Regions from separate parts of the Homo sapiens genome. Here region 2 is linked to region 1. A link is a loop called in an ENCODE intact Hi-C map of the cell type or tissue named here. Cell type or tissue: heart right ventricle. All regions are shown on one strand. Each heading gives the region's core, and the rest is flanking DNA. Links, peaks and the distances in the headings are about the cores only.

Region 1 (3,260 bases), core at 527-3,026:
TGTGGCATTTTGTACTTGCCAATGATGCCGCTTCGAGGATACGGGTCCTGTTTTACCTTCTCTTTGCCCAGGTCCTTGAAGGCAAGGGAGGACTTATCTTCATCTTTGTACCCTGCCCCCACCCAAGGTGCCTAAGTGCTAAAAGTGGGTGGTGGTTGTTTCCATGAAGTTGAGTCTCCTGATTCTAAAGCTGGTCACCTTCTCTTCTGCCTTAGCTTCTGGAAAGGGCCTCCTCACGCTCATGCCTACCAAGGTTTCAGATAGATGCCCTTTTAATCCCCTGAAAGATTCAAGGAAGCCCCAGCTACTGGTCCTGGGGCAGTTAGGGCTGTGTTGTGAGCCAGTGCCTTGTTTTGTAGTAACATTCATTTGGAGAGGCAGTTCAGTAAGGGAAATCCACGTGTGCACATTCACTTAACATGAATTGTGACACCCTGTGGGGTGGGTGAGTAAATGGTTGCTAGAAAGTCTGAGTACATTTTGGGCAGGCAGGCTGTGGGTGGCGGCCAGCTCACCAGCTGAGTGGGGAGGGTCTCCAGCAGGATGTTGATGTCCCTGATGGCAGCAGCTCCCTCCCCACTTCCATCCAGCCTGTGGAACAGGAATTTCTGCTGCCCAGTGCCTTCTTCCTTACCCTAATTCAAGGAAGCAAGTCAGCAGCTGCTTCTTTGGCTCCAGGGACTCTAAAAATATGGTGTTAGGGAATGCCTCTGCGACTGGGTCTCCTTCGATGCTGTGCCCGACTTGGCCTGGGCTCTGTCTGGGGAAGGGTCTTGGGAATTTGCCTGTGGGCACCGACACTGCCTCCACCCAACGGCACTGGGACCCTGGCCTTGCTACTCTAACTTCCTCAGCACAGCAGCCGAGGCGTCTACAGTTTCATCACCCCAGCTAAGGTCCAGATACAGATGTGGCTCCTTGGTTTTCATTTAAAACTTCCTTCTAAAGCACCTGGACCAAGGTCTGAACACATCATCCTTCTCCAGGCTCTTTAAATTTCTCTAATCAGCACACGTCCCTTCCTGGCTGCCCCTTGTATTCTTTCTGCTTTTATTCTTGGTCATGTCCCCACCATTTGACATCCATCTGTCAGTCAGGCAAGCGAGGGAGGATGCTCTGGGAGGGAGGAAGCCAGGAGGAGCGATTTCTTCACACACCACAGTGCTTGTGTGCACCACACATTCCCTTTGATAAACAGAGCTGAGAGCTTCCTGCATCTTCCCCTTCATTCCCCAGGTGGGAGGGAGTGATGTCCTAGTGCTTTCTATGGTAGGGAAGAGCAGGCTAGCGGGCTGACTTTTCTTGCCTCAGCCTTAGTATTTGCCTCGTGCAGTTGGAGAGCCTCAGCTATGGCCCTGCATTGAGAGGTGGTCTGAAGGACCATTGTGGGTGGACGACCAGCCTTTCCCGGCACAAGATCTCTTGCCCCTTTGTCTCTCAGGTCCCAAATAGCCACCTTCTTTCTCTCACTCCTCCCCACTCTTTTTTTTTTTTTTTTTTTTTTGAGATGAAGTCTCGCTGTGTCGCCCAGGCTGGAGTGCAGTGGCGCGATCTCTTCTCACTGCAACCTCCACTTCCCGGGTTCAAGCGATTCTCCTGCTTCAGCCTCCCGAGTAGCTGGGACTACAGGAGTGTGCCACCACGCCCAGCTAATTTTTTGTATTTTTAGTAGAGACGGGGTCTCTCCACGTTGGCCCTTCCCACTCCTTGTCAGAAGCAGCAACTCATCTCTCAAAGAACAGGCTCAGTTTGTTTCATCACCGAAGTTAGGCGGTAGCTCGGAAACCCCTTCTCTTTGCTCACATCTCTGCTGAGCCTCTCTTGATGGAGACCTCCTGAGCCTGGCTTCACTCTGCCGGTTCCACCTGGGTGGAATGCGTGTGTGGAAACAGGTGACGGGTTAAGCCCTTAGGAAGGTTTCTGGTCCGTGGCCTCTGTCCCCCACCAGCTCACGAGGCCATTCTGGGCATAACGCATCCACTCTATCCGCCTCCTCCTCATTACCCCTGTCTCATTGCTTACTCCCAGCTGTAGTTCCCCACATGTCCTCAAGAGTTTGGGAGGCGCTGCTGAGCAGCTGCACGCAAGTCCCATGGTCACCAGGAAACATCTTTCACAATGTCAGACTTAAAAGGCCTCAGTAGTCCCTGGAGAGACATAGAGCTAAAAATTCCAGAACATTTGGCAGGAGGCATCCAGCCGCGGACACATGTTCCTGGGATTGCAACAACTTTCTTTTCTCCTATCCCTACTCCCCCCACCCGCCTCTCTCCTTGACAAAAATCACAGGAATGGGATGTAGAACAGGCAGTTAGGGCCACGGGTCTCAAAAGCACAAGTAATGTGTTTCTCTGAGTGGCACTGGGCCCGTGTCTGCACATTCTGCCTCTATGTGAGTCATTGTTCACCTTGTTCAGAGCAAATCTACTCTGTATGAGGATCCAGCACCTTCCCTCCTACACTACCCTGCAGAGGGCTGGAATTATTCCCATGGGGATTTCCTCCTGGGCCCCATAAGCCCCCTGGTCACAACAGTGAGTCTGTAGCCTGGTCAGGGAGAGAACAAGCTTTCTTCACTTTCCCAGCCAACACGTTGCATACTAGGGCCATACATCCCGGCCTCCTCTCAAGGGGCCTGTGTTGGGCCTGACGCCTCTCTCTCCAAGAGGTTATGTGTTCATCTCTCTGCTGAGCCAGGGGCTGTGTCTTAGGCTGCTCTTTGTTTCTAAGACGCTGGGCACAGTGTCCTACAAATAGTTGCTTAATGAGCCTGGATGATGGATTGGCCCTTCCTCTCTCCCCGTCCTGCACTGAGAATCCTTTTATCTTGGCAGTCTCATGAAGCCAATTTTTATAGGATCAGCATTTTCTCTAAGTAGGCCCGGTCTCCCACGTTGGATAGAAAGGATGGTACTGTTAGGGAAAGGGATGAGTTTGGGTGGCGAATGTTGTGACTGTAGCCAAGAGCTATTCCTGGGTGTCTAGTGAATGTCCTGAAATGATCTTGCAGGCCTGAGTCCTGAAGTAGTCCTCAGAGGATATGAAGACAGGCCCTCATTCACACAGGGCGTAGACTTGCTGGGGGCTTCATTCCTTCCCAGTCTAGTAGCTTCTGTGCTGCCTCTGACTGCCTCTCACCTCGCCACCTGCCCTTCCCTTGTCCTCAAGCGCAGCTCAGGAAGATATCGTTATCAGCACATCAAATCCTCTGCTTCCTTCCTGGGCTGAGGGAGGGCCCCTTATTACACAGATCCATCTTG
Region 2 (3,260 bases), core at 274-2,773, 330 kb after region 1:
TGATGAACTCTCCATCTAGTTGCATAATTTTGGAGTCCATAGTGCTCACCATTACATGATGTAGTTGCATATATATTTTAAATGCAAATGATGTTTACCTTTGAAGCTAGACTTTGCCAAGGAGAAAAAACAGACTGATCCTGAAGTTTTAAACATTTTTTTAACAGTAGAATACAGATAATTTTATTGAGTTGGTAAAAAATCATTTTAAAAAATAGGCTAACAAAATATCTCCAGTTTGGAAAAAGTATCTGTTAATTAAAAGGTGTTTAGTTACTACCATACTTAACCTTAAACTGGGTTTTTCAGCCCAGTGAGACTGTTTTATAATTTAAGTCCTGAATCTAGCTTGCATGTACATTTAAATTAGTGCATTTAAATCTAACTTTACATATATTCTATCTTCATATTTTATTGTTGGTTATAACTTTTTAATGGAAGCAATATATGTTAATTTGGGAAAATTTGGAAACATAGAAGTATGCACAAAACTTGCTATAATCCCACTGCCCATAAGTGAACACTATTTTAATTTTGGTCCATTTCTTTTGAGTCATTTTGGTCACACACAGACATATGTGCACCCATACATATGTCTTCGTTATTCTTGGGTTAGGGAGTTCTATATTGTATTGGCATATTAGTTAGGGTTCTCTAGAGAAAGAGAACCAGTAGGATGTGTATATATAGAAAGAGGTTGAGATTTATTTTAAGGAATTGGCTCTTACAGTTGTGGAGGTTTGGTAAGTCCACGATCTGTAGGGTAGGGTGGCAGAGTGGAGATCCCGGGAAGTAGTCGAAGTTCAAGGCCAAAGGCAGTCTAGAGGCAGAATTCTTTCTTCCTTGTTGGGGAGAGGAGGGCACTTCTGTCTTTTTCTGTTAAGGTCTTCATTCACCTGATTTGATGGGGCCTACTCCCATTGTGGAGGGTCATCTGCTGTACTCAGTCTACTAATTTAAATATTAGTCTCTTCTAAAAAATACCTTCCCAGAAACATCTAGAATAATATTTGATGAGATACCTGAGTATCGTGGCCTATTAAAGTTGACATATAAAATTAGCCATCACAATTAGTATGTGATAATTTTGAGTTCCATTTCCCTGATTTGGAAAGATTCTAACAATTATGTTATTGCATATAACATAACACCTATATACATAAAACTTATTCTTTTTAATACATATATGAGTGCCTGGATCTTTATCCCTACTCTCACGAAGTTTACGTTCTGTGAGGAAAGACAGATGATAAACTAATAAGTTAATAAAAATATGTCAGTCATAAGTGCTATGCAGAAAAATAAGGCAGGATAAGGAGAGAGAGAGAGTCATAGAAGGGGTGTAGGGTGCTGTTTTGTTTAAGGTGGTTAGGGAAAGCCTCTCTGTTAAGTTTCTGTTTAAGTAGGGACTAAATGAACAAAGCAGAAAAGCGTGCAGCTGTATGGGTGAAAGGCATTCTGGGTGAAGGGAGGAGCAGCAACTGCACCGATCCTGAGGTGGGAACATGCCCAGCTGGTTTGAGAATAGCTGCTAGTAGTCCCATGGGCGGAAGGAGTGTAGGAGTGGGAGAATTACAGGGAGTAACGTGACAAGACAGGAGGCTGTGGTCAGAAAGTGGGATGCTAGTGCAATAACAGAGTCTGGGGATGAGTAGATGAAGTAGGGGGTAGATGGAAAAGTCTACATCTCTAATCTCTCTGTATTTCTGATCATTTTTACCGTCCCACATTGTGACTGTTTGTTTTAGAGCTGTTTATACTTGTACTCACATTCTACAACAGTTCAGTTTTGCTTTCAGAATCCCCAGAGTTTTATAAACTGAAAGACCAAACTAAAGGGTAGTTACTACTCATCTTTGTGGTGTCTATGGGATTCCTAATCCCATTTAAGGTCCTGTCAGCTGTCTATAATATAAATATTGTTTTGTAGCCCCATGCCCAGGATATCCTCAAATGAATATGAGAGGAACTTACTACTCTTCATGTGTAGGGCCTTTACTTTTGACTTGCCCGGCTCAATTCCTTTATCATAAAATGATGTAACACCTTCTATAGGAGTGTTCTTTGAATATTTCAGTGTTGTGGAAGTCGTCTATGGTTTTTGGAGACTTTGAGGACTCCGTGATCTTAAATTTACTCCTAGTAAAGTTGTGTCGATATAGATATTTTTCTTGTGACTTGGAATAATAGTTTATCAATTTCGGAATGCAGCTGAGGATTGCGGGTTCTAACATCTGCTGTCATCAGAAAGTATTTCATGATCTCTCCCAGCAGTTGAGGCCAAATTTCTGAACACTTTACTTTTTCCAAATGTATTTGCTGAATAATGGGTTTGGTTCTTCTTGGAACTTGTAAAGTTACCTCATGGAATGGAAAAAGAAGGTTTTGCCAACAACTGGAACATGTACTTGACTCCGTAACTATATTCAGCCAAACCATGTTCAGATATTTGTACATGATGTGCTAATCATGTGCCCATTTTGTTATGGAGCGGTTTGGGTTAGTAATATTAACATACTCTGTGCCTGAGCAAGGCAGATATTTCAGTTCACATTGAAGGCCTAAATTATTGGATTTTAAAGAATGTTGATCTGATATATTTGATTGCTAGTTATTTCTTCTGGATGTCTAGGTCATTGTATTTTGTTAGTGTCTTAGTTTTATTTTATTAGCATTTTATATTTTAATATTTCAATTTTGTTATATAGGGATTGTTTTATAAAAAAATTTAGTTATTAGCATTTTAATTTTCATTGAATGTTGACTTTCATGAAATCTTTTAAACAAATTAAAAGATATGAATATGAATTTCAGAAAATGTATAAAAATCGATTTATGCCTTTGTTATAATTTTTTTTAATTTCAGTAAGTATAACCGAGCATCTCAGCTTTGAAATGCATTTTAACACTTTTTTTCTTTAGTCTTAGAATATAGCCTCGAAGTGTACTTTGAAACTCTGTTTTCCTTCTGTTTCCACTAGACACTTCCTTGCACCATGTATGCTTATCTACTATATGCTTGCTTAGAAATTCCAGGGGCTAATTTTGAAACAAACCAGGCATGGAGGCCCTGTGGAACCCTCCCACTTGGGGGAGTCATGAACAGTTAGTCCACTACCATCAGGCTAAAGTCAAAGTAATGCCAAGTGGACCTCCGGATGGGCAGTTACCCGAGACAGCCATCAGAACAAGACACACAGACCCTGTGCCATTCAAACATCTCCTACAGCAAGTTTCCTTTTAAAAACACTATGATAAAT

Evidence for each region. Hi-C counts contacts between places; a loop is a spot of excess contacts. Peaks named below come from ENCODE experiments on the same cell type or tissue, not always from the same donor. Only the 100,000 strongest peaks of a DNase experiment are listed, where the experiment ranks them.
Region 2: a loop joins it to region 1, with 1.8 times the contacts of the local background. A loop is called at or near these places in 3 of 110 quality-filtered maps.

What each region holds. Positions count from the first base shown.
Region 1 is chr2:30,237,404-30,240,663 of GRCh38, forward strand. The region is part of intron 2 of LBH (LBH regulator of Wnt signaling pathway); the gene reads left to right. Among named protein-coding and RNA genes, the nearest start is that of LBH, 7.5 kb to the left of the region's middle. In heart right ventricle, for the core only: a CTCF peak has its summit at 2,056; a DNase peak (open chromatin) is centred at 2,138; H3K4me3 peaks cover 1,377 bases; H3K27ac peaks cover 2,500 bases.
Region 2 is chr2:30,564,465-30,567,724 of GRCh38, forward strand. All of the region lies in intron 4 of LCLAT1 (lysocardiolipin acyltransferase 1), which reads left to right. Among named protein-coding and RNA genes, the nearest start is that of LCLAT1, 120 kb to the left of the region's middle. In heart right ventricle, for the core only: no CTCF peak of the experiment used is centred there; a DNase peak (open chromatin) is centred at 1,517; H3K27ac peaks cover 1,950 bases.